2 separate regions of the Mus musculus genome follow, and region 1 is linked to region 2. The links are chromatin loops, found by intact Hi-C in ENCODE. Cell type or tissue: left cerebral cortex. All regions are shown on one strand. Links, peaks and the distances in the headings refer to the core of each region. The heading gives the core; the rest is flanking DNA. Region 1 has its middle 8.6 kb from the start of Mmp1b. Region 2 holds the start of Mmp1a (matrix metallopeptidase 1a (interstitial collagenase)).

Region 1 (16,108 bases), core at 3,460-11,459, 66 kb after region 2:
GTTCTCTTAAGGTCTGTATAATGTCTGTCCAGGATCTTCTGGCTTTCATAGTCTCTGGTGAGAAGTCTGGTATAATTCTGATAGGCTTGCCTTTATATACTTGACCTTTTTTCCCTTACTGCTTTTAATATTCTATCTTTATTTAGTGCATTTGTTGTCCTGATTATTATGTGTCAGGAGGAATTTCTTTTCTGTTCCAGTCTATTTGGAGTTCTGTAGGCTTCTTGTATGTTCATGGGCATGTCATTCTTTAGGTTTGGGAAGTTTTCTTCTATAATTTTGTTGAAGATATTTGCTGGCCCTTTAATTTGAAAATATTCATTCTCATCTACTCCTATTATCCATAGGTTTGGTCTTCTCATTGGGTCTGGATTTCCTGGATGTTTTGAGTTAGGATCTTTTTGCATTTTGTATTTTCTTTGATTTTTGTGGTGATGTTCTCTATGGAATCCTCTGCAGCTGAAATTCTCTCTTCTATCTCTCGTATTCTGTTGCTGATGCTCGCATCTATGGTTCCAGATTTCTTTCCTAGGGTTTCTATCTCCAGCGTTGTCTCACTTTGTGTTTTCTTTATTGTGTCTACTTCCCTTTTTAGGATTTGGATGGTTTTATTCAATTCCATCACCTGTTTGGTCGTGTTTTCCTGCAATTCTTTAAGGGATTTTTGTGCTTCCTCTTTAAGGTCTTCTACCTGTTTTGCAGTGTTCTCCTGTACTTCTTTAAGTGAGTTATTAAAGTCCTTCTTGATGTCCTCTACCATCATCATGAGATATGCTTTTAAATCCGGATCTAGCTTTTCAGGTGTGTTGGGGTGCCCAGGACTGGGTGGGGTGGGAGTGCTCCGTTCTGATGATGGTGAGTGGTCTTGGTTTCTGTTAGTAAGATTCTTACGTTTGCCTTTCGCCATCTGGTAATCTCTGGAGTTAGTTGTTATAGTTGTCTCTGGTTAGAGTCTGTTCCTCAGGTGATTATGTTAGCCTCTATAAGCAGACCTGGGAGACTAACTCTCTCCTGAGTTTCAGTGGTCAGAGTACTCTCTGCAGGCAAGCTCTCCTCTTGCAGGGAAGGTGCCCAGATATCTGGTGTTTGAACCTACCTCTTGGCAGAAGTTGTGTTCCACTCACCAGAGATCCTAAGATCCAGTGGAGAGTCTTCTGGGGACCTTGGGGGTGTCCGCAGACTCTGTGCCCAAGATGCCCCGGTGCTGGTGCTGACTGGAAGGGACTTGTGACCCTTGTCAGGCCGGGTTTTCTGCTTTACTATTTGGAATTCTATAGGCTTCTTGTATGTTCATGGGCATCTCTTTCTTTAGGTTATGGAAGCTTTCTTCTATAATTTTGTTGAAGATATTTGCTGTCCCTTTAAGTTGAAAATCTTCATTCTCATCTACTCGTATTATCTGTAGGTTTGGTCTTCTCATTGTGTCCTGGATTTCCTGGCTGTTTTGAGTTAGGATCTTTTTGCATTTTGCATTTTCTTTGATTGTTGTGTACATATTCCCTTGGAATCTTCTGCACCCGAGTTTCTCTCTTCCATCTCTTGTATTCTGTTGTTGATGCTCCCATCTCTGGTTCTTGATTTCTTTCCTAGGGTTTCTATCTCCAAAATTGTCTCCGTTTGGGTTTTCTTTATTGTTTCTATTTCCATTTTTGGATCTTGGTTGGTTTTATTCAATTCCATCACCTGTTTGGTAGTGTTTCGTATAACTCCCTAAGGATTTTTGTGTTTCCTCTTTAAATGCTTCTAGCTATTTATATGTGTTTTTCTGTATTTTCCTTTTTAAAGTCCTCTATCATCATTGTGAGAAGTGACTTTAGATCATGTCTTGTTTTTATGGTGTGATGGTGTATCCAGAACTTGCTACAGTGGGAGAGTTTGGTTCTGATGATGCCAAGTAACCTTGGTTTCTGTTGCTTCTGTTCTTATGCTTGCCTCCTGCCATCTGATTATCTCAAGTGCTTGCTGCCCTCAATATATGTGATTGGAGCCTGCCCTTCCTATAATCCCAGTTGATTCAGGACTCCTCAGAGTCCAGCTTTCTTTGTGATCCTTTGATTGTGGGCTCCTGTGAACCTGAGATTCTGGTGTGTCAGAGTTTTTGGCAGTCAAGCTTCCTTTGAGACCCTGAAATACTGTGTGACCCAGCTCTTGTTATCCTGAGATCCTGTTGTCCTAAGATCCTGGGCCTGTTACAGTGCCTGGAAGTGGTGTCTCCTTTGAAAACTGTGGAGCTCTCTGGTCTGTTCCAAACCAAGGTAAACCAGAACTGATCAAAAGGAACCTGAGCCTCTGGTTAGGAAGGGCTCTGATGTCCTTGTTCCTGCTGTCATAGGCCCCTCACAATTAGATTGGAACAGATGATGTGGTCCACTCACCAGTGATCCTAAGATCACTTGAAGAGTCCTCTGGGACTTGCAAACTTTATATGCCCCAGTACAGGGGAACTCCAGGGTCAAAAAGGGGGAGTGGGTGGGTATGGGGGACTTTTGGTATAGCATTGGAAATGTAAATGAGCTAAATACATAATAAAAATGGAAAAAAAAAGAAGTGTACTCTGGGGACTGTGTGGGTGTGTGCCAACTCTGTGCCAAAGGTGACCCGCTGCTGGTAATGGCTGGAAGGGAGTTGTGCCCCTGGTCAAGCCGGTTTTCTGCTTTCCTTCTGTTCTCTCAGGTCCTGTGCGATTGGATTGGCACAGATATTGTGTTCCACTCACCAGTGATTTTAAGATCCTGTGGAGAGTCCTCTAGGGATCGTGGGGGTATCCGCCAACTCTTCGCCCTAGGTGACCAGGTGCAACATTTAATTTTCATATTCCATTACTGCTCTTTACATTTCAACGAAAAGCAACTGCCATCTGGTTTCCAAAAAGAGTCTAATTTTTTCTTTTCTCTGGCATTGGGAATCACACCCAAAGCTGCCTGCATGCTCAGTGTTTTAGTCAGGGTTTTTATTCCTGCACAGACATCATGACCAAGAAGCAGTTGGGGAGGAAAGGGTTTATTCAGCTTACACTTTCCACATTGATGTTGATCACCAAAGGATGTCAGGACAGGAACTCAAGCAGGTCAGGAAGCAGGAACTGATGCAAAGACCATGAACGGATGTTCTTTACTGGCTTGCTCCCCTGGCTTGCTCAGTCTGCTCTTTTATAGAACCCAAGACTACCAAGCCAGAGATGGCACCACATACAAGGGGAATTCCCCCTTTGATCACTAATTGAGAAAATGCCTTACAGCTGGATCTCATGGATGCATTTCCCCAACTGAAGCTCCTTTCTCTGTGATAACTCCAGCCTGTGTCAAGTTGACTCACAAAACCAGCCAATACAAGTATTGAAGGGGCACCAGGAAATTCAATGGAGCTAAATTCTGTGTTCAAGGATATTAAATGGAATTAAAGGAGTGGTGACCTCGGGGTAATATCTCACCCAGATGAGCTTATTATATATTTGCAGTTGAACAAGGGATAGTTATATCATGTTAGGTGTTATTATGACTTGGTTTTTGTTTTCATTTGGACATGAGGAGATATGATTGTGTGTCAGATTAACAAGGGATTGATTATACTGGCTGTTCCTAGTTGTCAACTTGACTATATCTGGAATGAACTACAATCTAAGACTTATAAAGATCTTTGAAAAGAAATTAAAGAAAAACTTAAGTCCAGGCATGATAGCACAGGCTTTCAATATCATGAGACAGAGGCAAGCAAATCTCTGAGTTTAAGGTCAGCCTGGTACAGAGCAAGAGTTTAAAGCTATCTGGTCCAGGTAGAGAAAAGCTTAGGTCTAGGTGTGGAGGTATACACATTTTATTACAGCACTCAGGAAACAAGAGGTATGCAGATCCCTGAGTTCAAAGTCAATCTACAGAGCAAGTTACAGGACACCCAAGGTTAGGCAGTGAAGGAAACCCTGACAACAGAAAGCTGGTGAACATGTGATAGAACAAGGGAGCCATGTTCCAGCCCCAGCAAGCAGCAGAACTTGGCAGTTTCAGACATATGGCTCTGACTTTAGAGTTAAGAATAGAAAAGGTTACCAATACAATTGATGCTGATTAGCTGTATCTAAGAAATTAGCTGTGATTAAGAAGAGACCAACAATTACAGAGGTGAAATCTTATGGGAAGTATTTTTTTTCTGAGAACACAAAAGAAACTGTGTTCTAGAAATAAACATCATGCAGGCAGCTGGACTTGGTAATATGTCAGAATCACCCAGGTGGTACTTGTTTGAAGGCATGTAAAGGGTCATGGAGAGGAGCAGAGGCTTGGAACTGTGAGAGGACCAGAAGGCCATTGGTGAAAGCACAGCCTCAGTGGCAGTTGAAGACCCAGGTCTGAAGGGGTCATGCAAAAAAATTGTACCTTGGCACCATGAAGTGAGCCTATGAGAGGCTATTGGTGAAGCCTAGTTGCATCCAAAGACCATTGCATACTGGAGATGCCAGTACCATGGGATGACAACCAAGAAAAGCAGCGCCAGTGGACTGGAGTCAGAGGGCAGTGAGCTAAACCCTTTAGAGGAGTCCAGAAGATCATGCCTGGATCCCAGACATTGAAACAAGAAGCCCCAAAGTTGAAATTGCCTTAGAGATTTGTCTTAGGATTTTATTGTTGTGAAGAGACACTATGACCAAATAAACTCTTTTTAAAGGACAATAGTTAATTGGAGCTGGCTACAGTTTTACAGGTTCAGTCAATTATTATGGCAGGAAGAACGGCAGAATGCAGGCTTCAGGTTCTACATCTTGACCCAAAAGCAACCAGGAGAGAATGTCTTAAGCAGGCAGCCAGGAGGAGGCTTTTTTTTATGCACTGGGCTGAACTTGAGCATACGTCCTCAAAGTCTACTCCCAGTGATGCACTTTCTCCAAAAAGACCACACCTACACAAACAAGGCCGCACCTTCTCATAGTTGCACTTTCCATTAGTCAAGCATATTCAAACCATGACAAGACTCCAAGATGTTAGAGATATGAGAGCTATGGGCTACCTGACAAGGAAAGTGAATAACGGACAGGATCCAACCCAAGAGAAAGAATTGTGTTGCAGTCAACAAAGCTGAAAGGAGTTGGACATCAGACATGGAGATGGAGAATTTAGAGTATGCCAACTTGGTTTCTGGTCTTGCTTTGGTCTAGTATTTCCTCACTCTGCTCCCACATCTATGATTTGAAATGGTAATGTATATCCTGTGATGTTGGAAGTATGTAATGTATTTTTTAAAAATTGATTATATAATGGATTACAGTTAAGAGATTTCATGACATCAGAAGATGCTTTGAACTTCAGACTTCTATACCTTGGTGAGAATGTGAGGATTATGGGGACTTGTGAAGCTGGACTAAACACACTTTACATTATGTTATGACTATAAACCTATGATGGTTAGGGAGTAGAAGATGGTGGATTGAATAGGTTGGGTCCCCATGAACTCCAGTTTTAATGCAAGACTTTAGAAGAGTTGCCTTGCTGACGTAGTCCTTTCATGCAATGAAACACTAACTATGACAGACCCAATAGAAATTCCAAAACAACTCAGGCTATTACCAATGTGATTGGCTGCTCTCCACAATCTGATGTGAAGACCCTGTTGCTGAAGACAGCATCTACATCATTCACTGACCATTGGAAAGTTCAACTGATGCTTTCCTAGGACCTTGAATCCCACTGACTAGTCTTCATTGTACTAGAAGGTACTGTGCACACTAACAAAGGAGAAAGCCAAACATCAACTCAGCTCCAAACCCTTTGATCTACAATGGTGATCTGTCTGCATGATATGCTGACTTAATCGTGACACAAGTATCAGTGGAGTAGCCAACCATAATCTGATTGGATTTAATGTTCAGTCCATGAGAGGGAACTCATGCCTGATACTTCACTGTGGCCAAGAACTTGAGACTAGACAGACAATGGACCTAGGATTGACCCAAACACTACCATACTGCTAAAAGAAAATAGTAATAAAATGACTCCTAATGACATTCTACTATACCCATAGATAAGTGTCTCAGTCATCATCAGCGAAGGACTCTTGTTCGGGAGTCAGGAACTAATAGTGAATATGACTAGTGAACAATGTGCAGAGTGAGGATTTTGAAACACTTATTTCTAACTGGGATGTCTCTATCAAATCTCTCCCCTCAGGGGTCAAGGACCTATGCATGCGGAAGAGGAGGTAGAAAGATTGTGAAAGCCAGAGGGGATGGATGACACCAGGGAAACAATGCCTTACAGTCTCACAGGACTGAAACAGTATGAACTCACCGTGACAGTGATAAAATACAGGGAGCCTGCATAGGTTCAAACCAGATGGGGCCCAGTGCTTAGATGGAGAAGTAACCAAGAAACGACCCCCAGTTGATAATTGCTCCCAGGGGAAAACTAGTTTCTCCAAGGGAGCCACACTAGATACACAAATCACACATAAAGCAGGGCCCCAGGCCCAGCAATAAATAACCAATACAAAATGAGCTCAATGGTATTTTTAGAAATATTTTGAGGGTCTCATATTACTTTGTGTGTGTGTGTATGTGTGTATGTGTTTGTGTGTGTGTGTGTGTGATGCTTGTTTATTTTACTTTCTGCTCATTTTCTTTTTTCCTTGTTTGTCCTTTTTGTTTGTCTGTCTGTTTTCTTAAGAGACAGGGAAAGAGTGAAGTTAGAAGGAAGGGTGAGAGTGTGGGGAGAGTATGAGGGAAAAGAACCTATGTTCAAAATATATTCTATGAAAATAACCTTATTTTAAAAACAAAATAAATAACAAGAGCATCTTAGATGCCACCCACCTTTAACTGTCCCTGTCCAGCTCCTGTTGGCAATGTTTCCCTGTGTTCCTTGCCTGAGCTGAGGTCACAACACTGAAGCCTTATCATGCCCACCTACACTGCATCTGATTCCCATGAAAAGAAGGTTTGTCTTTGTGAGCTCCTCTGTAGCCTCCCATAAGCCTGAAGCAGGCTAAGCCAGAACTTGACCTTGCTGCCACTAGGGAGATTATCTAGGGTGGAACCTTCCTCCCTGGATCGCTTTATTGTTCTGCCACTGCCGCTGTTCCTCTTCAAGATACCGCTATCTGCTGAGAGGCCCCAGAGCTATTCCGGAGCTATCCTGCATGTCATCACCTGCACCTGGTTCCAGGCTCCAAGGATGAATTGGCGGGAATGGACCCCCCCCCCCCTTTTATAACGTGTGTCTGCCATTAAAAATTTGAACCTTGAGCAAACTAGCATGTCTTGGTTCCATTATTTCTCAACCTGCCTAGGCTCCCTCTTTTCTTCCAGATTCCAAGATGCCTTCCAGGCTCGAACCCGGACATGTGAGCCGCTGGCCAGCCCCAACAATTTGGTGAACCAACGCAGGGCCTGGGAAAGGCAGAGGACATTTGGAAGAAGCAGTGCTGGTTTGGAGCTCCATGGAAGAAGAAAAGAATTAAAGAAAATTCATACCGGAGAAGGTTGGTATGGGCTAAACTGGAACGGCACTAAACCCGCACACTGGATTCACTTAGTTTCAGCAGTGAGCTATCTGGAACTAGGAACTCAACAGGCAGGCAGTCAGCTGCAGCTTCCAGAAGCTGCTGTTTTAGGCGAGAGAAATAATAGGGTTTAATAAAAGGGATTTAATAATCAGGCAGATGGCCGCAGTTGGAAACTCCATCAGGCGGGAGGAAAGTGGTTTTTGAAACTCCCAGGGACAGAGAGAAAATCGGGGCACCTCTTGTGTGCGTGCTGGCCGGTGTGTTTTTCTGAGTGTCTGTCTTATATTTCTGGAAACGAACATGTGCTCCTTGTGTTGGTTTGTTGTCTGTGTTTTGTCCCATGTCTCTGAAACATGGTGTAGTCTGAGTTTAGATCCACCTGAGTTTGGTTTCTCTGGTGTTTATAGACGATGGGGTTTTCTGAAACATGTGCTTGGTATTTGCAGCTGTCCCTTCAGGCTGTAAGGACCAGAGGACTGTGGTCAGCAGATGTTCTAGGAAAACCCCTACCTCCTCAGGGGACGCCCTGGGGAGTAGGGAGACCCAGAGACGTCTGGCAGTCTCTGGAGATCGGTCAGAGGGACCAAGTTTTGTTTATGAAATGGAAGCTTACCCTTCTAATTCTTTTGCCTGCTCATGGAAGATGAGAAAGGGTTGCATGTGTCTGGAGCTGTTGATTTCTGTTTTGTGTGTTTTGTGTATGTGTTTAGAGCTATGTGAAAGTTTAGAAAGGTGCTAGTGTAACTGCTTCATTTGGTTTTTTACTGGTAATGTGCTCTGTGTGTCTTCCCAATCAGCTCATAAGTCATTGGTTAGGATTAAATAATTGTTACATTGGTAACAGAGGGTTAGCCTTAAATTGGCAACTCAGGAGTCTTTTCAAACATGTGGCATAGCAGGCCAAAAAACTGGGCCTCCTAAGATACTTTTAGCTGAGATACTATTTAATGTGATTCTTATTCTAGAATGTAGGATTACAAACACTCTGGAAATCAGTCTGGCAGTTCCTCAGAAAATTGGACATAGTACTACCGGAGGATCCCACAATACCTCTCCTGGGCATATATCCAGAAGATATTCCAACCAGTAAGAAGGACACATGCTCCACTATGTTCATAGCAGCCTTATTTATAATAGCCAGAAGCTGGAAAGAACCCAGATGCCCCTCAACAGAGGAATGGATACAGAAAATGTGGTGCATTTACACAATGGAGTACTACTCAGCTACTGAAAAGAATGAATTTATGAAATTCCTAGGCAAATGGATGGACCTGGAGGGCATCATCCTGAGTGAGGTAACCCAATCACAAAAGAACTCACACAATATGTACTCACTGATAAGTGGATGTTAGCCCCAAACATAGGATACCCAAGATATAAGATACAATTTCCTAAACACATGAAACTCAAGAAAAATGAAGACTGAAGTGTGGACACTATGCCCCTCCTTAGAAGTGGGAACAAAACACCCTTGGAAGGAGGTACAGAGACAAAGTTTGGAGCTGAGATAAAAAGATGGACCATGTAGAGACTGCCATATCCGGGGATCCATCCCATAATCAGCTTCCAAACACTGACACCATTGCATACACTAGCACGAATTTGCTGAAAGGACCCAGATATAGCTGTCTCTTGTGAGACTATGCCGGGGCCTAGCAAACACAGAAGTGTATGCTCAGTCAGCTATTGAATGGATCACAGGGCCCCCAATGGAAGAGCTAGAGAAAGTAACCAAGGAGCTAAAGGGGTCTGCAACCCTATAGGTGGAACAACAATATGAACTAACCAGTACCCCGGAGCTCCTGTCTCTAGCTGCATATGTATCAGAAGATGGCCTAGTTAGCCATCAGTGGAAAAAGAGGCCCATTGGTTGTGCAAACTTTATCTGCCTCAGTACAGGGGAATGCCATGGCCAAGAAGTGGGAGTGGGTGGGTGGGGGAGCATGTGGGGGACTTTTGGGCTAGCATTGGAAATGTAAATGAAATAAATACCTAATAAAAAAACAAAATTAAAAAAGATAAGATTTAAAGCAATGTCTCTTTAATGGAACATTAAACTCACAGGGTCATTCATTCATAGGTATAAGTTGGCAGCCAAATCAAAACAACCCTGAGATTCCACTTCACTCCAGTCAGAATGGCTAAGATAAAAAATTCAGGTGACAGCAGATGCTGGCGAGGATGTGGAAAAAGAGGAACACTCCTCCATTGTTGGTGGGATTGCAAGCTAGTACAACCACTCTGGAAATCAGTCTGGCGGTTCCTCAGAAAATTGGACATAGTACTACTGGAGGATCCCACAATACCTCTCCTGGGCATATATCCAGAAGATGTCCCAACCGGTAAGAAGGACACATGCTCCACTATGTTCATAGCAGCCTTATTTATAATAGCCAGAAGCTGGAAAGAACCCAGATGCCCCTCAACAGAGGAATGGATACAGAAAATGTGGTACATTTACACAATCGAGTAGTACTCAGCTATTAAAAAAATGAATTTATGAAATTCCTAGGCAAATGGATGGACCTGGAGGGCATCATCCTGAGTGAGGTAACCCAATCACAAAGGAACTCGCACAATATGTACTCACTGATAAGTGGATATTACCCCAGAAACTTGGGATACCCAAGATATAAGATACAATTTGCTAAACACATGAAATTCAAGAAGAACGAAGACCAAAGTGTGGACACTTTGCCCCTTCTTAGAATGGGAACAAAACACCCATGGAAGGAGTTACAGAGACAAAATTTGGTGCTGTGACGAAAGGATGGACCATCTAGTGATTGCCATATGCAGGGATCCATCCCATAATCAGCTTCCAAACACTGACACCATTGCATACACTAGCAAGATTTTGCTGAAAGGACCCAGATATAGCTGTCTCTTGTGAGACTATGCTGGGGTCTAGCAAACACAGAAGTGGATGATCACAGTCAGCTATTGGATGGGTCACACGGCCCCCAATGGAGGAGCTAGAGAAATTACCCAAGGAGCTAAAGGGAACTGCAACCCTCTAGGTGGAACAACAATATGAACTAACCAGTACCCCGGAGCTCTTGTCTCTAGCTGCATACGTATCAAAAGTTGGCCTAGTTGGCCATCACTGCAAAGAGAGGCCCATTGGACTTGCAAACTTTATATGCCCCAGTACAGGGGAACCCCAGGGCCAAAAAGGGGGAGTGGGTGGGTAGGGGGTTGGGGGGTGGTATGGGGGACTTTTGGGATAGCATTGAAAATGTAAATGAGGAAAATACCTAATTTAAAAAAAAAAAGACCTCTAAATAAGATGTAGGGTGTGCGGATACCCATGCCTGCCTGTAATCCCAGTACTTTGAAGACCAGCTGGGGCTACAAAGCAAGGACTTATTTTAATTTGACACTTATTTGTGTGCTCATGTGTGAGCTCATATTTCTTTAATTAAAATATAATTACATCCAAAAATAAATAAATTGGCAGCCAAATCTCACAAAGTAGTAGTGAAGTTTTAATGTTGATTCTTATGGTGATAAATTGTTTTGAAATTGGGTTTTGCTTTCCCAAGGTTGTAGTTACAATCTAATATTACAAAGAAACTTAGTAGTTCTAAAACCTGTCCTCATTACAGAAGGGCCAAAATGCTTGGGTTAGAAAATTTTTTTTTATGTTCGAGTTAATACAAGTTCAGAGCAGCCTCTGGAAAGTTGGTGCGAAATCTCCTTTGTTTCCCAAACCGACTAGGGAAGTTCTGAGAACTTCTCTCATCCCTGCTTTCATAAGACAATTCCTTTTAGCTGTAAGAGCACCTTTGCAGATGTTGTTCTAAATAAAGTTTAAATTCTAAGTTTATAAAAAAGGTCAATCGGGATGTAGAATTTATAAAAGCATTACAATCTGGCTTGCCTACTTCATATAAAGTTATTATAGATTTAAGGGTTTGTTTTTTCCTTTTCATTCTGATAAATGCAAAGATGTTTTGCTTCTAGTGAGCTGTAATCAAAAAGCTAAGAGTTTGAGTCTTTCAGTGTATATTGTTTCTTAAGTGGAAAGTATTTTATTAGCTAATGCCTCTCAAGGGCGAGGCTGAGGTGGCATTCACCTCATAGCACAGTTTCAGCATCCTATTAAGCCACTCTGGTGCTAACAAAAAATTGTAAGATAAATTCATATATTTTACAATAACTATAACAAAAATGGTGTCTTAAAAACCTGACTAAGTGTCTGTTCCTTGTTCCAAACAGCCATTAATTTGGTTATTACAGAATATTGATGTTTGATCAATAAAATTAAATAAAATTGATAATCATTATCCCAAAGATAAGTTAAAAAATTGTTTTAATGCATGCTTCTATATCTTCTATAAATCCATGCATGCATGCATCCCAATTATTGTGTTTAAAAACAACTCCTCTATGGGGAGTAAGTAGATGTGAATTGGATCACACACTTTTTCTTTTGAGTTTTCACCTGCTTCAGCACAGATAATTAAATTGTGTGCTGTAGATGGTGTTTTGAAATGTTGAATAATCAAGCTTAATTTGTATCTTTATATATATATATATATATATACATATATATATATATATATATATATATATATCAGAACTTACAATTGCTTAAAATTGTTCACACCTCAAATGCTATTGATTCTCAAGCTTTCAATTGCTTATGTTACTCATAAGAAAAAATACTGTTCCTTTAAAAAGACTGTTTTTGGACAGTTAAGAAATTGTCCTGGGTTGCCTGGAAAAGACCCCCAGGATTTGTTTTTGTGTTATAGAGATTTACAAAAAGCTTTAGCTGAAAAGGGATTACAGATAGCTCCTGAAAAGATACAAACTCAAGATCCTTATATTTGGGCTTTAGACTTACTGATCAAGCTGCTTTTCCCCAGAAGATAGTTATTCGCAGAGACAACTTAAGGACTTTGAATGATTTTCAAAAATTGTTAGATGATATTAATTGGCTTTGCCCCTATTTAAAGCTCACTAGAGGGGAGTTGAAACCTTTATTTGATATTCTTAAAGGGAGTTCTGATCCTACCTCCCCTAGATCCCTAACCTCCGAAGGATTGCTGGCCTTACAACAAGTGGAAAAATCTATTGAAGAGCAATTTGTCACTTATATAGATTACTCTTTGCCATTATACCTGTTAATTTTTAATACGATTCATGTGCCTACAGGATTGCTATGGCAAAAGTCTCCTCTAAAGTGGATACATTCAAGGATTTCTCCTAAACATTATATCTTGACATATTATGAAGCAGTAGCCCAGATGATTATCATTGGAATGAAGCAGGCACTAACTTATTTTGGCAAAGAGCCAGATATTATTGTTCAGCCTCACAGCATAAGTTAAGACACTTGGCTGAAACAACAGAGTACGGATTGGTTGCTTGCTCAAATAGGATTTAAAAGAACTATAGACAGCCACTACCCTCAAGATAGGTTGATAAAATTTTTAAATGTACATAAAGTGATATTTCCTAATATGACCTCTTTACAACTCTTACACAGTGCTGTTCTGGTGTTTACTGATGGCTCCTCTAAAGGGCGAGCTGGATATCTTATAAATAATCAACAGGTAATCATAAAGACTCCTGGCCTCTCGGCTCAATTAGCAGAATTAACAACAGTACTGAATGTCTTTCAGTCTATGCATGAGGCTTTTAATATTTTTACTGATAATTTATATGTTGCACAATCGGTACCCTTATTGGAGACCTGTGGTACTTTTAACTTTAATATGCCAGCAGGATCCCTGTTTTCACAATTACAAAACATTATTCTTGCCCCAAAACACCTGTTCTATATTGGCCACATACGATCTCATTCTTGTCTTGCTGGACCTTTAGCTGAAGGCAATGATTACATCGACAGAGCTCTAATAGGAGAAGCCTTAATTTCAGATCCTGTTGCTTTGGCCAAGCGTGATCATGAAAATTTTCATCTCTCTAGCCAGATCTTAAGGCTCCGACTTAAGATCACTAAGAAGAAGGCAAGAATGATTATAAAACAATATCCTAAATGTTACATTATCTCCAGTGCCACGTGCCTAATCATATTTGGTAAATGGATGTAACTCATTATGCAGAATTTGGAAAATTAAAATATATACATGTTTGTATTGATACTTGCTCAGGATTTCTTTTTGCTTTTTGGCATCCAGTTACTTCTAGTTCTTATGCCATGGTAAAGTGGTGTGACCCATTTGCTAATGAATGGAAGGGTCCAGACCCGGTCCTAATCTGGGGAAGGGGCTCTGTCTGTGTTTTTTCACAAAAAGAAGATGGAGCTCTATGGCTGCCTGAGAGATTAGTTCATCAACTAGACACAGATCCTGAATCTTCTAGTAAGTAAGTATGACTCTAACCTTGATTATGGCTAAAAATCCTCTTTAGCCAAAAAGTTAAATTAAAGCCCAGCCTCCACTCCCAGGGAAGCGGTAAGCCTTTCTGTCATTTTCAAAGTCACCTCCCCCACACTGGGAGCTCTAAGTCTAGCCTGATCATTGCTAATTTGCAATTGAATGGAGTACCTGGACTTCCCCAAAAGAAGCTTTTGTACTGTGCCTTTCACTGTCTAGACTTTGTTTTCAAGCAGGCCAGTCAACTCCCTTCAGCATGCATCTCCGCCCCCAACAGCACTCAGGTGGCAGTTATTAATTTTCATCAACAATTCTAAGTACATATTGTGACTTTGGTCTGATTTGGGAATAAGGTGCTCTATGAGGGCCGGTTAGTCAATGACGGCCAACCAGATCCTGGATCATACCAATCAAAGTGTACAATCATGTACAAGGGTACATGCCAAAACGCAGTGGTTGTTGATATTATACCACAGAGCCATGTTTGGGTGAATTATAACACTAACTAGCTGTATGTAACTTCTGATGATGGAATTGGATGGTTCGAGAGAATCTGAGATCCTAAGGCAGGCACGGCCGCCAGTCACCATAATTCCCAGTCGGGACTGTGGACCATAAATAAATTTTATGCCTCAGTCCAGGCTTTTTTTTTTTTTAATATTAATAACAGGGAGGAGATGTAGCCTCCCATAAGCCTGAAGCAGGCTCAGCCAGAACTTGACCTTGCTGCCACTAAGGAGATTATCTAGGGTGGAGCCTTCCTCCCTAGATCACTTTATTGTTCTGCCACTGCCGCTGTTCCTCTTCAAGATACTGCTACCTGCTGAGAGGCCCCAGAGCTATTCCGGAGACTATGCCGCTATCCTGCACGTCATCACCTGCACCTGGTTCCAGGCTCCAAGGATGAATTGGCAGGAATGGACCCCCCCCCCTTTTATAAAGCGCGTCTGTCATTAAAATTTTGAACCTTGAGCAGACTAGCATGTCTTGGTTCCATTATTTCTCAACCTGCCTAGGCTCCCTCTTTTCTTCCAGATTCCAAGATGCCTTCCAGGCTCGAACCCGGACATGTGAGCCACTGGCCGGCCCCAACACTCCTCTCTCAGTTTCCTCCTATGCTGATTGACTCACGTATTACTGCTCTTAGTCAAGGAAGCTGTGGTTAAGTGAAGAGAGGAAATGAGGGCTTTCAAATCAATCCAACCATCCATTCTATCAAAGTATTATTTATCAATAAAGTATCACTTGTTTCTCCATGAGGGCAGACATCCACAAGTGGAAATAGTCCTGAGAAACTAGACCGTGGTGCAAAGATGGGAGTGACACGATGGGGAGCTGACCTTGTGGAGGAGGTCAGTGCTTCTTGGTGCTGTATAGTGTTGAGTTCCTTTCAGGAGAGAAGGGGCAGAAATAGAGCAGCCTAGAGACAGACCACCTTGTCTCACTAGTGGGGACACAGATGCCTTGAGTCAGCACCTACTTCAATTGTACATGAATCATGGGTGTTTGAATGAACATCTTTCAGTACACAGTGATCCATGTAGTTGCTATGCAAGAGAGGCTCTGAGAGACCTACTGAATGGATGAGCATATTAGTGCATGTATGAATGAGTATAGATATATGCCTCTCTCTCTTTCTCTCTCTCTCTCTCTCTCTGTGTGTGTGTGCAGTATCAATATATGTCACTTACCTCCAGTGAGCAAAGACCCTAGAATCACACTTAGTCTCTTGCTAGACTGTTTTACCTGTTACATTTAGACAGATTTCAGAGATGGAGCCTTTTTGTCCCATGATGCTGATAAGCAGGGTCTATGTGAGTCTTCATATTTCCTCTCCCAGCTTAGATGAGAATTTTCTTGGTCAGGTTCTCACAGCATAAGCCTGGATTAAAATAAAGAGAGGCCATGGTACTTTTGCAATTTTGTAGCCACAGTTCTTGAAAGGCAGAAGGCAGAAGTTCTTGAAAGGCAGAAGGCCTCAGAAACCCAGTAAATACTACATGACCTAGAGTTCCAGATGTGTGGGCACTGAATATTGGCTGTCACTCAGGGTCAGTGATCCCATCCTCTGTCCTTGGAGCAAGGTGTGTACAGACAACCAGAGAACTGAGTAGCAAAATCTGCTTTGTATAAGGACCACAGAGGACTATAGGGCTGGCTCAACTGGGGAAGGGCTGGCTGTGCAAGGGAAGAAAAGGTTGAGTTTGATCCAAGAATTCTAATGAAACAGTGAGACATGATGGTATGTGCTTGTAACATCCCAGAACTGGGAA
Region 2 (16,108 bases), core at 4,767-12,766:
AAGTTGGGATCAAAAACAGGAAGGCCCACTATCCCTACCTAGTCTTTCTCACCATCATGCTCATAGTACTTATTAGAGCAATAGATCAAGAGAAGGAAATTAAAGGGATGCAGAGAGGGAAGAAGTCAATCTCCCTTTATTTGCTGATGAGTTGCTATTATACATTAGAGATCCCTAAAATTAAGATCCCTAAACCAGAAAACTTATAGAAACATTAAACAAATTCAGAGCATTGCAGGATACTGAATCAGCTCACACAAATAAATAGCTTAGCTTTACATCAACAGCAAATGTATGGAGAAGGATACACTCCCATTCAAAATAACCTCAAAGAAAATATAATGTCTAGGAATAAACCTAACCAAGGAAGTGAAGGACCTATAACATGAAAACTTCAAACCTCCTTAGGTTCCACAAACTAGCTACAAGTACTCATTGTTGAAGTTAACTCCTATTCAGCTCATTGAACATGGAGAAATCAAGATGGTGCCTACTGTGAAGCCTTCACCCATACTAAGTTTGGTACAGGAAGGAACCTGAATGCTACCCAAAGAGAAATGTAAACACCAACCCAGCTACAAATCCTTGAACTACAGTGGTGTTCTGCTTGTAAGATATAGTGGTGCAATGACACAAAGTTGTGAGAGCAACCCAACAATATCTGATTTGACTTAAGGTCCACTCTACCAGATAACACCTATACCCAGTGCTGCTTGGTTGACCAAGAGCCAAAGACTAGATAGCCCAGGGATCTAAAGTAAAACAAGAGTTCTCTCTCTCTCTCTCTCTCTCTCTCTCTCTCTCTCTCTCTCTCTCTCTCTCTCTCTCTCTCTGTGTGTGTGTGTGTGTGTGTGTGTGTGTGTGTGTGTAGCAATAAAATGAAGCATCTTCCTGCAGTAAATGGAAACAAATACAGAGACTCACAGCCGGACAATATGCAAAGAGTGAGAGACCTTAGAAAACTCAGCTCTAAATAGATGTCTCCATCAAATCTCTCTCCTCAGGGCTCAGGGAATCCTGTGGAGGAGTAGGAAGAAAGAGAATAAAAGCCAGAGGGGATAGAGGACACCAAGAAAATAAGGCCCTCTAAGTCAATATGTATAATTAATTTGTGACATATGATCACCTGATTAATTGCAGGAACTCTCAGAGACTGAGCAACATACACAAGGGCTGCACGGGTCAGTAGGAAGTTCTCTATGAATATTCTATAGCTCCAAGTTTAGTGTTAGTATGTGGTTCCTGTGTGTGCATATGAGAGAATCTGTTGTGCCTTCTCTTGGGCTCTTTTGCTCCTGTTTGCTTATCTGGTCCAACTCTGATTTATTTGTTTTATCTTACCTCATTTTATTGTATTTTATTATTGTTCCTTAAAAGCCTGATGCTTCCTAATAAAAGCTAGAAAGGGAGTGAGTCCAGATGGGAGAGAATCTATGTCAGCTCTACATATGGCACAGGATTAATAACCAAAATAAACAAAAACTCAAAACACCAACACCAACAAAACCCAAATGACATATTAAAAATTGGGCTTGGGACCCAAAAAGAGAATTCTCAAAAGAAGAAAAGAGATGACTAGGAAATGTATCAAAACCAGTCTATTCTTTCTAGCAATTAGGCAAATTCAAGTCAAAATACCTTTGAGAGTTTATCTTAACCCAGTCAGAATGGAAATGACCAAGCAAACAAAGAACAATGAATGCTGCATGGGGGCTGGGAAAGAACAAAAAGGGTCTCCTTCACTGTTGTTAGGAGCTGCAAACCAGAGCAGTCACTGTGGAAATCAGTGTGGACCCACCCCTTGGCATATGCGCATAGGTATTTGCTCATCCATGTTCATTGCTGCTCTATTCACAATAGCTAGAGAATGAAAGTAACCTACATGTCCTTCAACTGATGAATGGATAATGAAAATGTGGTTCACATACACCATGAGCTATTATTCAGCTGCAAAGAGAAAAAGGAAATTATGAACATTGCAGAGAAACGGATGGAACTAGAAAAGATCATATTGAATGATGTAAGCCAAAAAGACAAACAGCAAATGTTCTAAGTTGTTGGAGGCTCCTACCTCTAAATCGTCCGATGTGAGTACATACCCTGCAATAACTACAGTAATCAAGAAAGTAAAAAGGGGTCATTACCAGGATAGGAAGGTGGGAGCAATCGAGAGGAGAATGATATGACACAAGTGACTTGATCAGAAAAACGGGAAAGGGGTAGCTCTAACTAGGAAGGGGGATTGAAATAAATACACAAGGAGGGAGGAGATGTCTGAAAAAGTAATAAGAAATCATACTATTAACTATCATCCTAAGAAAAACCCTATAATATGCATAAGTCGCTACATAAATAGACATATATAGTTTTAAGTAAGATTTTTCCATCTGGGCTAACAATGATCTCTCCAAGAGCCAAAGACCACCCTATAAACCCCCAACACTATTATGAGAAGCCCTCTTGTGAGTTCTTGGTCAGGATTGTCCAAGAGACTCCTAAAATATTATGGGCTATAGCTGATGTCCTTGATTGCTCTCTATAAGTGGAAGATAACTCCCCTGTTACTAAAGACTTTGTACACTTCAGACACAGGGCCTAGAGGCTCTTGAGCTGAAACTAACCTGAAAGCCTCTTTCCCAAGGACTAGCTATCGTGATGCCAGAAGGTGCCATGCAAGCTTCCAAAGGAGGGAGGCAAGCAGCAGTCCTACCCAGCTATGGCAGCTATGAACTTCACAAATGAGCAGCCTGGCATTATAACCTAAGGGTGCAGTAGTGGCTGGCATGCATAACTTGAAGGTAACCAACAGCTCTCTAATCATACTTCAGACATGATCAATAAGAGATAAACTGTGCCAGAGGTAGTGGTGTTGTAGATCTTGACCACTTAACTAGCATAATCCCTAACTACATTCTAAATAATTGTTCTTATACCCATAAATAAATGTAGTATCCACCCCTCAACAAGGAAATTTCTCTTTGCACCAGACAGAAAACACTACAGAAAACCATAACAAATCCAAATATAGGGTTGTAGAGCTCAGTCTGAGTTGATATTTCTAAAAAGCACTCCCATATTTAAGGCTCAGGGATCACTGAGGAGGTAGAGAGAGTATAAGAACCAGAGCACCAGAGTTTGCTGTGAGATTGTCTCCTAGGAGTGTCTGAAGCTACACCTGTAAAATCTCATCAATGACTACATAAACATGGGCTGACCAAGGACAATACAATTGCCACAGTAGACCAGTAAGGCCCACAAGAGCTCAGCCCCGCCCCCTCCCCCCCCCCCCCAAAAAAAAAAAAAACTACAGGCAACTAAGAGATACTGGAAACATGAGAGATAGTCTTCTCAGGGAAAAGCACACCAATTGGTTAACTAATACCAAAAGCACAGCCCTAAAAATATAAATACAAATAACAGGATTCAGAGTGAGCAGTTTATATTTAGGGATTTGCATATGTATATACATAGGCACATGTAAGAACAATGATAAAAAGTCCCTGAATCTGAAAGAGAGCAAGGAGGTATGTATGGAAGGGATTAGAGGGAGGAAAGGAAATGGGGAAATGATCTAATTATATACCACAGAGGTTGTGAGCTAAGATGCTGGTGCTGGAGTTCAAATACGGGTCCTTTGCAGGAGCACCACGTGCTCTTAACTGTTTAGCTGTCTCTCCAGTGCAAACTGGAACTTTGGAAGCTCCTAGCTCTACCTTTCATGTGCTGTGATTACAGCTGTGTCCTATCATACACGGATTTATTTGATGCTTCAGATCAAACCAGTTCTTTGTGTATGGCCGATCTACTAAACCACATTCCCAGCCCTTGAGATTTCCTTTAAGGCTACATTTCAAACCTTCCCATCATGCAGGACCCAACCTTATCTTTCATTCTCATAAGTAGTAAAGAAGATCCTAGAAAGCACTTGGAGCCAATATCTGAATGTGGATGTAGATGTAGTCACAACATAGCCAGCCAGCACCAACTGTGCTCTGAGAAGAAGAGCTGGAGAGATACAGGGCTGTGGAGTTCCTATGCCATGTTCACTTTTTTGGTGGGGAGCATCAGGTATGCTTCCTGGATATGTAGAAATTGTTGTGGTGTGGAGGATGCAAGTGTAGTCCTTCTGTGAAAAGGGACCAGCATGCTTCTAGGTCCACACACTGACAGGGAGTTTTACTTCCCTCATATGTGGAAGGATGCACAGCATCCTGGCTGCTCTTCTCTGCCTGGGAGAAGATCTAAGGACTCAGAACTCTTTCAGCAATGGCTTCTTCCCTTCTCTTTCCTGAGCCTCTAAAAGGGCTGAGAGACCTTTCAGAAGCAGAGAAAAGCTGATAAAAGGTTTAGAGGGGCATATACATACATAATACATACATACATACATACATACATACATACATACATACATACATGCATACATACATACATACCCACACATATTGTTGGGAAAATGTATCTTAAAAGAGTTTCTACTTGTAAAGTACCATCATACTTATCAACACACAGATCAACATACCTAAAAGAGGTCTGAATTGGGGGTCAGGAGACTAATATATATTATACTACCCATGAGCTCTGAGGAACTCTCCCTTTTCCATGCCCTAATTTACAGATCCATAAAGTGACATATTTTCAGGTTTTCCCTAAAGTGATACTATCTCTGAACAAGTTGACCTAATGCATGTGGAAAATCAGTCATTATAAGTTGTAAAAATTAAGAAAAGAGGGGGAGGAGAGAGAGAGAGAGAGAGAGAGAGAGAGAGAGAGAGAGAGAGAGAGAGAGAGAGAGAGAGAGAGAGAGAGAAGAAATGTAAGCAATTGCTACTTTGTAGTGTGAGGCTAACACATGAGCCCTATTGGTGGCTTATAATAGTGAATAAAGAGCCTAGGAAACAATGATGATCTTACCTGCCTTTGAAGAAAAACACCTCTCCCCTAAATGTAGTTATAGCATCAAAGGTTAGATCACCATTACATGGATGTGGTGTTGTTGCACCTGTTGGCTGGATGGGATTTGGGGAAGGTCCTAAAGAATAGAAGAGAGCTGGAGTTAGTCTCCATGGTTCTGAAAGGCCACCTGGAGGGTGAAAATGCCTTCGACTATGCAGCTAAGGTTGGTTCACTTACCATATAAGTCCTGGATGCGATTAATATCATCCTGGTTTAGCACAAAGTCTTCAGTGTACCACGTGTAACTGGGGAACATTAGTGCTCCTATATCACTAGAATGAGTGAGCCCAAGGGAGTGACCCAGTTCATGAGCCGTAACATAGAACAAGTTGAAATCTGGCAGGACAAAGAGATCAATCTAATTATTAAAAATGGTTTTGAGATATTATTAAGGAAATAATCTTCCAGGGTAAACATTCACACCTTCTTAGTCACTTTTTAAACTACACACATGCATATACAGTCTTTTCCTGATAGTGGAAGTGTGCATCTATTAATAATAAGGAGGCACAGCCAAGCTTACACTCTAGGGTTATATTATACAATAGAGCTCTTATTGACTTAAGGTCCAGCTCAGCTGAGTCCATGTTAACCCTGAGCTGGGAAAAGATCCGTCTTAGAGGAGCAATGAAACTCTGCTAACAGTTTGTACTTCTTATTTACAAAGCTGATAGACACACAGTGTGTGAAAATTTGAAATTACAGAAAACACCTTCTTATCATTCAGTCTTCCAATTTAATAACAAATTTGTTGTTTTATTGCATCATTCCTGTAAGGAAAATTCCAGGCCCATAAGAAACATATTAAATATTCAATACCTCCTTCCTTTTGAAAAAAATTACTTTATTTGTTTAGAGTATCTTTGTTTGCTCATGTGCGTGTGCATGTGTGTCTGTGTGTGAGCATGAGTGCACACTCACACATGTGTTCGTAAACACAGTGTGTACTGAGGATGCCTGTGTAGAAGGCAGAGAACAGCTTAAAGGATTCAGTTCTCTTCCACCAAATGGGTTCTGAGAATAAAAATGAGGATTTCAGATGTCACATCTCACAAACCCTCTGAATTTTAGTTTTTATTCTTCTCTCATTTAATATATCCTGAATGTACTGCAGCCTCTCTGCCTTCTACCTCTTCCAGCCTTCCCTTGACTTCCTGTCTCCCTTCTATCTTTTCTGTTTCCCTTTAGAAAAGAGCAGCCTTCCCATTGATATCAACAGCACAACAAGATGCCATAAGACTATGTGCAAACCCTCATATTAGTTTGATGAGGAAACCCAGTAGGATCAAAAGGCTCCTGAGCACAGGCAAAAATTAAGAGACAACTCCATTCCCACTGTTAGGAGTCCCATGAACGTCTCAAGCTAAAGAACCAGAACTTTTATGCAGAGGACTTAGCACAGAGAAGCTTTAGAGTGACCTGTTTGCCAGGAGGAAGGCAATATGCAATCAGAAAATACTCATGTCTCATGCTTCTCAGTGTACTCCTAAGTCTCTGAGTGGTGATAGACTATTTGCTTCAATTAACGCATTCTGCCTACTGCAAGGAACTCGGAAGGTCCAGGTAAACTGCAAGAAACAATGTTGGTGAACTTACTTTCACTGCTGTTGGTCCACGTCTCATCAAGGTCATAATGAACATCACCCCCCAAACCTGGGCCTGGCTGGAAAGTGTGAGCAAGCTTATAGTTAGGTCCATCAAATGGGTTGTTGTCACCATGGTCTGCAAGAAACAAAAATTCATCAAAAGGCTCACTTAGTTCTCATGTTGGTTAGCTCAGAGTTTTGTTGAGCAGTCAATGTTCTTCCATCCATTGTGATACTACTTTCCTCTTCGGCTCCAGAAAATCAATAATGTTCTTCAACAAGGAACTCTTCCTACAAAGCAGAAGAGGTTGAAGGGCAAAGTGAGGGTGAAGAGTTTACCTCCTCTGTGGAAGGAGAGCACAATATCGCCTTCCTCCTCAAAGACTCTTTGGAACGTAAGTGGTGTCACATCACTCCAGACTCTAAAGGCTCTCGCGATGGCATCTTCCACAACTGCTTTTGGCAAATATGGTGTGTAGTTTAAAATGCTAAGAAAATAACATGGAGACACAGTGGATCTTGTTTCCTTCTGTCCCAGTGGTATAGATATGCCCCCGTTGTGACTCTCCTTCTAGTTACCTGTATGTCAGATGTGTTTTGGTCAACGAGGATTGTTGTGAGTAATGGCATATGGGGCCACATCAGGCACCCCACACCTGGGCTTCTTCATAGCTCTCAGGGTTTCAGGATCTGAATTTCCAGTCACTTTCAGCCCAAATAACTGCTGCATTTGCCTCAGCTTTTCAGCCATCATCTCCTTGCCATTCACGTTTTTAGCTTGCATGTTTTTGCCCAAGTTGTAGTAGTTTTCCAGGTATTTCTGATAAAATATAACAATAATGAACTACTAGGGTCTGGAGAGATGGTCCAGCAGATAAAAGCACTTACTGCTGGCAGAGAGTACAGGCCCAGGTGATCTGAAGATTCTGTTGGCCTCGACCTGGGGGAATGTACACATGGCACACACACATACACACACACACACACACACACACACACACACACACACACACACTCATAATTAGGAATAGATAAATATTTAAAGTTATTGAAAATCTAAGAGGAAAAATGGCTCTCATGGTTTTAAAATGACATCCTGATATTTTAGCCAAATAGAGAATTACTTTTCAAGCTCTGATTAGGCTTTCCTACCCTCATTATCCTAATTATTTTAGAGCAGAGACCATCCCAGCATTAACAACTGAAAAGTATGTAGTTTTGTAGGAGAGGTTTGCACTTTGTTACAAATCCACATTTATAGAGGGAGTTGCCCCTCCTTGCTTGGGTCCCCCCTACCCCAACCAGAAAGAGGTATATAGATTTGACTATACACATTTTGAGAAGGTTACATTTCTAGCAAACACCATTTCTGTAATGCAGTATTCATTTACCCAGACTGTCTCCACATTTTGCCGGTCTCCGTTGTGAAACACAGGGAAACTGTATGAGCTAGCAGCCCAGAGAAGCAACAGCAAAGGAAGGCTAGGCATGCTGAAGCTTTTCTCTGGGCAAAATCACCAGTGGCCTCCTTCCTGCCTGCTCCAACATCCTAGTCAGGAACTTCCATCTTTATATAGAGACTTCTTGTACTTCTAGAAAGCCAGAGGCTATGTGACTCATGGTTGACAACATCCTCTTCTGTAGCAGAGAAGAAATCAGACACTTTGACCTTAGCAGTTGAGTTAGGTTGGTTTGGTGCAGCAATACCAGGACTATCCAGCAGCACATGTGTGAAAGAGATGATCTTCAGCATTTACACTGCTGTCTTCTCTTATTCATATCCATTGTATTTGAAAAAGGTTCTGTCCTATTAATCCATAGAGACAGCATAGTTCAAAGTCATGTGTGTGTGTATGTGTGTCTGTATTGTGTATCTGGATATGCATATTTGTGTGTGTGTGTGGTGTGTATGTTTGTGTGTATGTGATGTGTTTGAATATGTGTATTTGTGTGTGTATATATGTGGTGTAATGTATGTTCACATGTTTTGTATGTGAACATACATGAGGTCAGAAGACAGCCTTGGTTCCTCTTCCTCAGTGACCATCCATTTTAGTTTTAGAAAGGATCCTCATGTTCTGAGCTCACCCAGCATGTCACACATTCCCAGTTCTGGGATGCTACAAGCACATACCATCATGTCTCACTGTTTCACTTGAATTCTTGGATCAAACTCAACCTTCTCTTCCCTTGCTCAGGCAGCCCTTCCCCAGTTGAGCCAGCCCTATAGTCCTCTGTGGTCCTTATACAAAGCACATTTTGCTACTCAGTTCTCTGGTTGTCTGTACACACCTTGCTCCAAGGACAGAGGATGGGATCACTGACCCTGAGTGACAGCCAATATTCAGTGCCCACACATCTGGAACTCTAGGTCATGTAGTATTTACTGGGTTTCTGAGGTCTTCTGCCTTTCAAGAACTATGGCCACAAGATTGCAAAAGTACCATGGCCTCTCTTTATTTTAATCCAGGCTTAGGCTGTGAGAACCTGCCCAAGAAGAATTCTCATCTAAGCTGGGAGAGGAAATATGAAGACTCACATAGACCCTGCTTATCAGCATCATGGGACAAAAAGGCTCCATCTCTGAAATCTGTCTAAATGTAACAGGTAAAACAGTCTAGCAAGAGACTAAGTGTGTTTCTAGGGTCTTTGCTCACTGGAGGTAGGTGACATATGTTGATACTGCACACACATACACACACACACACACACACATACACACACACACACACACACACACACACACAGAGAGAGAGAGAGAGAGAGAGAGAAAGAGAAAGAGAGAGAGAGAGGCATATATCCACACTCATTCATACATACACTAATATGCTCATCCATTCAGTAGGTCTCTCAGAGCCTCTCTTGCATAGCAACTACATGGATCACTGTGTACTGAAAGATGTTCATTCAAACACCCATGATTCATGTACAATTGAAGTGGGTGTTGACTCAAGTCATCTGTGTCCCCACTAGTGAGACAAGGTGGTCTGTCTCTAGGCTGCTCTATTTCTGTCCCTTCTCTCCTGAAAGGAACTCAACACTATACAGCACCAAGAAGCACTGACCTCCTCCACAAGGTCAGCTCCCCATTGTGTCACTCTCATCTTTGCACCGTGGTCTAGTTTCTCAGGACTATTTCCACTTGTGGATGTCTGCCCTCATGGAGAGACAAACGATATTTTATTGATAAATAATACTTTGATAGAATGGATGTTTGGATTGATTTGATAGCTCTCATTTCCTCTCTTCATTGAACCACAGCTTCCTTGACTAAGAGGAGTAATACGTGAGTCAATCAGCATAGGAGGAAACTGAGAGAGGATCTCACAAAGACCAACCTTCTCTTCATGGGCATCAGATGGAGTGTAGGTGCACATGAGAAGGCTTCAGCGGGGTGACCTCAGCTCACGCAAGGAACACAGGAAAACAGTGCCATCAGGAGCTGGGCAGGGGCAGTTGAAGGTGGGTGGCATCTAAGATGCTCTTGTTATTTTATTTTGTTTTTAAAACAAGGTTTTAAAATTCTATATATTTTAAATATATAGAATATATTTTGAACATAGGTTCTTTTCCCTCATACTCTCCTCACCTTCCCACCCTTCCTTCTAACTCCACTCTTTCCCTGTCTCTTAAGAAAACAGACAGACAAGCAAAAATGACAAACAAGGAAAAAAGAAAATGAACAGAAAGAAAAATAAACAAGCATCACACACACGCACACACAGACAGACATATACATACACACATATAGACACACACATACACCACAGACACACACACACATGCATACACACACAGACACACACATACACACATACAGACACACATACGCACACACATGCACACACACACACACAGACACACACACAGACACACACACACAGACACACACATACACACATACAGACACACACACACAGACACACACGCACACACAGACACACACAGACAGACAGACACAGACACACACACAGACACACACAGACACACACACACACACAGACATACACACACACAGACACAAACACACAGACACACACAGACACACACACACAGACACACACAGATAGACACACACACAGACACACACAGACACACACACACAGACAGACAGACAGACAGACAGACACACACACAGAGTAATATGAGACCCTCAAAATATTTCTAACAATACCATTGAGCTCATTTTGTATTGGTTATCTATTGCTGGGCCTGGGGCCTACCTTTATGTGTGATTTGTGTATCTAGTGTGGCTCCCTTGGAGAAACTAGTTTTCCCCTGGGAGCAATTATCAACTGGGGGTCGTTTCTTGGTTACTTCTCCATCTCAGCACTGGGCCCCATCTGGTTTGAACCTATGCAGGCTCCCTGTATTTTATCACAGTCTCGCTGAGTTCATACTGTTTCAGTCCTGTGAGTCTGGAAGGCATTGTTTCCCTGGTGTCATCCATCCCCTCTGGCTTTCACAATCTTTCTGCCTCCTCTTCTGCATGCATAGGTCTTTGACCCCTGAGGGGAGAGATTTGATAGAGACATCCCAGTTAGAAATAAGTGTTTCAAAATCCTCACTCTGCACATTGTTCACTAGTTGTATTCACTATTAGTTCCCGACTCCTGAACAAGAGTCCTTCGCTGATGATGACTGAGACACTGATCTATGGGTATAGTAGAATGTCATTAGGAGTCATTTTATTACTATTTTCTTTCAGCAGTATGGTAGTGTTTGGGTCAACCCTAGGTCCATTGTCTGTCTAGTCTCAAGTTCTTGGCCACAGTGAAGTATCAGGCATGAGTTCCCTCTCATGGACTGAACATTAAATCCAATCAGATTATGGTTGGCTACCCCACTGATACTTGTGTTACGATTAAGTCACCATATCATGCAGACAGATCACCATTGTAGATCAAAGGGTTTGGAGCTGAGTTGATGTTTGGCTTTCTCCTTTGTTAGTGTGCACAGTACCTTCTAGTACAATGAAGACTAGTCAGTAGAATTCAAGGCCCTAGGAAAGCATCAGTTGAACTTTCCAGTGGTCAGTGAATGATGTAGATGCTGTCTTCAGCAACAGGGTCTTCACATCAGATTGTGGAGAGCAGCCAATCACATTGGTAATAGCCTGAGTTGTTTTGGAATTTCTATTGGGTCTGTCATAGTTAGTGTTTCATTGCTGTGAAGGGATGACATGGCCAAGGGAATTCTTTAAAAGGCAAACATTTAATTGGGGTCCGATTATGGTTTCAAAGGTTTAGTCCACTATCACCATGGATCGAAACATGGTAATATGCATCCAGATATGGTGCTGGAGGAGCCAAGAGTTCTAGGTCTTTATCTGAGGGCAGCCAAGAGAGTGTGTTAGGTTGGCAGCTCACTCTTCAACACCGGGCAGAGCTTGAGCATAGGTAGAGACATCAAAGCTCTGGGTGACATCCCCTGGATGACACATTTCCTCAAACAAGGCCACACCTCCTAATAATACTATTCACGGTGGGCCAAACATTTAAACACATGAAGTCTATGGGGGGTCCACCCCACTCAAACTACCACAGATCCATTCGATAACAACTGAGTTAGATAGATCCCATTCCTGGTACTCACTAGGGATTTCACTTGATTGACAGTAATGCCTAGTTGGGGCTCTAGCTGCCTTATTATTTAGTGATCCCATGTAGATTTCTTTCATGTATGTATATATTTTAAGAGACTTCTAATGTATGTTTTTGTATGCCCCTTCAAAAATCCCATATTGTTAGCAGTTCTTCTGTGTATTTTCTCCCTTACCCTCCTCTTCCCTGACCTTCCTGTTTAATCCTCCTATTTCAGTAGCCCTCCTGTTTCTCCCAACTATAGAGCGTATTTCCCCTCCCTTTGGAGATCCTTTCTTCCCCACTAGTTCCTTCTCTATAGCTAACCTCTGTGGTTATTCAGAAAGCAGCTTGCCTCTCAAAGACTTAACAGCTAACATGCACTTACAAGTGAGTGTGTATGTCTTTTGGGGTCTGGGTTGTCTTACTCAGGATGACTTTTTATAGCTCTATTTGCCTTTGATTTTCATATTTTTAACAGCTAAATAACATTCCTTTCATTAATGTACTATGTTTTCCTGTTCCTTTCAGGAAATCTTAGTTGTTTCCCATTTCAGGATATTATAAATCGAAGACCAATGAGTAAGTCTGAGCAAGAGTCTCTGCCGTGGGATGTAGAGTCCTTTGGGTATATTCACAAGAGTACTGTTGATAGATCTGGAGACAGAATACGAAGTTTTAGAGAAATGCCCTTTCCTGTCTCCCTGGGATGTAGAAAACAATGGTTACTAAGCTCACTCAAGAGAGAAAATAATGTAACCACTCTGAATCCAATGTGGAAACAATTGCATACAGTGTGACGCTCACAAAGGTTCAGAAAATAGCTCATCTTGCAGGCATCTATTTGTGCTATAGTCTAGAAACTTTCAGGCTTTTATAAATAACCATCCTGTACTTAAACAAAACCCTTACTTGGGCCTACTGTGGCATTGCAGACCTTTAATCCCAGCATTTAGGATGTGGAGGCAAGCAGATTTCTGCGATTACAAGGACAGTCTGAACCCACCAAGCCCAAACCCTAGTCCTAGGTCACAGGGACAGCATCATTTGGACAGAGACATGAGTCTTTGTGATTGCAGGGCCAGCATGTGCCCATGCTGGGCATAGAACTTGGGTTTGAAACCGAGAGCGAGCATCTGAAGCCACCAGGACTGTTTCTTTAATGTCCTCGAGCCTCCCTGTCATGGCCCTGTCCTTCTGGCCTGAGAAATTATCACTACTTTCCTCCAAACTACTCTCCCTTACCCTTTTCCCGATTGAAAAAAGAAAGGTAGCAAGGTCTCTCTTCTGACCTGCACAGTATGATGGGACAAGTATTTCCTTCTGCCTTCAACTCCTTTATCAGAAAGATGTGATTAGATTTACTTAACAGAGTTCTTGCCCAGCCAAATTGTTAAAATACTAGTTTTGTTAAATGCTTGACATTCTTCCTGTCATGTAGTAAAAGTACAGAGACTCTTGTTTGTTGTTGCTGCTGACTTCTCAGAGGAGCAAGTATTTGAACCCAGGACATGGAACATGCTAGGCAAGTGTCTCTCCACTGACTCACACCCCTGATTCTTTCTGCTTTCCACTGAGTTTTTTACTTCCCCAACTTTCTACTTTGAAGAAAATGGCTCATGGTTTTTCTTGTCCATATATACATGCATACACAAATACCTACATACATATCCTATAATAGAGACATATTATAGGGCTGTTTTTTGTTTTGGGTTGTTTTTTTTCTTTTGGTTTTTGTTTTGTTTGTTTGTTTGTTTGTTTGTTTTCGAGACAGGGTTTCTCTGTATAGCCCTGGCTGTCCTGGAACTCACTTTGTAGACCAGGCTGGCCTCAAACTCAGAAATCTGCCTGCCTCTGCCTCCCAAGTGCTGGGATTAAAGGCGTGCGCCACCACGCCCGGCGATAGGGCTGATTTTTAATAACAGGAATGAATTCTGTACTCATAGCAAATAATCTAGGTTGAATGTCTCATTTCACAGGTGAGGAACTCAAACTTATCACTTTAACTTACATATTCCCTAAGTAAAGCCCCTCCCTGCCTCAGCCATCAACTTTCCTCAAATCCTTGTAACTGGGCATGGTAGTACACAACTTTAATCGCAGGAACTCCAAAGTCTAACTATAATATGTCTAGTATTTATATTATATAATATAATTTCACTGATTGGTGAGCTGCTGGGTTTTTACCTTCTCATTGCATCAAATTCAATCTTCTGACGGTTTATTGCTAACTCCTCAGTAGATCCCCAGCATCTGTTCTCCTTCCCCCTACCCTCAGGTCAGACAGTCCGCACTTCCTGTAAACACAGAGTACTAGACCTTTTTAGTGTCAAAGGTTCTGGGGACAATAGGTACTAAGCCATTCTGGAGCCTTTAGGTAAAATCTACAGAAGAGAATCAGAATAGAAGAGTGCAGGGGCCAGAAGCTAGATCACAGCAAAGTCTACAGCCTTTCTTCATGTTGACTGTCCTTTGTACAAAGCTGCTTAGAAATTTCTTCTGCTTATATATTCTCATTTTCCAACCTTCCACCACAGCCAGATTCTGTTCTGTGTTTTCCCCAGCCCTAACATCTTCTCTTGAAAGTATATAGTTCCAAGAAGAGCATCCTAGAAGTATACACAAAAGTGTGTTTTCTTTTATAACTCCTTAACATTATAACTGTTTCTCCAGATTTATGATTATTTGTACATCTTTGCTAGATTTTAATGATGATTATAATTATCCCAATGAAGCCAGGAATTGTATGCATACTTTTGGGTTTCTATACCTCTAGTCTATCAAAATGCCTGGCACTTGGAATATGATTAATAAATTATTGTCTAGTGGATAAAAAGTCTAAAGGTAACTGTGAGCCCTCTGCATGTTAGGCATTAAAATTCAAGTGATACTGAGGGATGAGAAATGGGTTTTGTAATTGCCCTTTGCAAATGGACTTCACCTTGTGGCACATACAGATACAAAATGAGCACAAGATGATTAGTTCTCCTTTTTTGTTTGTTTGTTTGTTTGTTTGTTTGTTTTGAGACAGGGTTTCTCTGTGTAGCCCTGGCTGTCCTGGAACCACTTTGTAGACCAGGCTGTCCTCAAACTCAGAAATCCGCCTGCCTCTACCTCCCAAGTGCTGGGATTAAAGGTGTACACCACCACCATCCGGCTCTCCTCCTCCTCCTCCTCCTCCTCCTCCTCCTCCTCCTCCTCCTCCTCCTCCTCCTCCTCCTCCTCCTCCTCCTCTTCTTCCTGGACTTGGTCTTCTTCTTCTTGGTCTTGTTTTTCTTGTTCTTCTTGTTCTTCTTGTTCATCTTGTTCTTCTCCTTCTCCTCCTCCTCCATGAATGTATGTATGTATGTATGTATGTATGTATGTATGTATGTATGTATATATATAAAATCTATTCACTTATTTATTTGAGACAGAATCCCATTTACTTCTCTTTCTTCCTTTCTCTCTCTCTTTCTCCCTCCTTCCCCCTCTCCCCCCCTCTTCCTTCCTTCCTTCCTTCCTTCCTTCCTTCCTTCCTTCCTTCCTTCTTTCCTTTCTTTCTTTTTTTCTTTGAGACAGGGTCCCACTATACAGCTCTGGTTATTATGGAACTCACTATGTAGATCAGGCTGGCCTTCTTTCTCAAGTGCTGGGATTAAAGGGGTGCACAACCATGCCCAGTACAAGATGATATTTTCATGTATACACAGGGTAGTTGTGAGCCACGTTGATGATTGAGACAGGAAGGAACAATGCTGAGGAAATATGTAAGCTAATGGATAGCCTTGACTCCCTCATTTGCAAAATGAGGCATTCAAACTAGTTTGCTGTGAGTACATACATGATAGTACTCACATTGTAGTTATTAAAAGCTAGCCCTGTAATGTCAGCCTCACCCTTAGCTTTTTCCATTGGATATGGCAGAAAACATATGTCTAGGTGGAGAGAATGCCCTTTTTGTATTTTCCTGTTTGTAGTGGTACATTAGCCGAGCAAGTGTTCCAT

What was found. Peaks named below come from ENCODE experiments on the same cell type or tissue, not always from the same donor. Only the 100,000 strongest peaks of a DNase experiment are listed, where the experiment ranks them.
Region 1: a loop joins it to region 2, with 4 times the contacts of the local background. A loop is called at or near these places in 2 of 42 quality-filtered maps.

What each region holds. Positions count from the first base shown.
Region 1 is chr9:7,388,560-7,404,667 of GRCm38, reverse strand. No RefSeq gene overlaps it. Among named protein-coding and RNA genes, the nearest start is that of Mmp1b, 8.6 kb to the right of the region's middle. In left cerebral cortex, for the core only: no CTCF peak of the experiment used is centred there; no DNase peak of the experiment used is centred there.
Region 2 is chr9:7,456,118-7,472,225 of GRCm38, reverse strand. It overlaps Mmp1a (matrix metallopeptidase 1a (interstitial collagenase)), which reads right to left and starts at 8,085. Exons shown (of 11, transcript NM_032006.3): 1 at 7,931-8,085; 2 at 7,144-7,359; 3 at 7,119-7,141; 4 at 6,879-7,027; 5 at 6,550-6,675; 6 at 5,131-5,289; 7 at 4,912-5,029. The coding sequence starts at 8,029. In left cerebral cortex, for the core only: no CTCF peak of the experiment used is centred there; no DNase peak of the experiment used is centred there.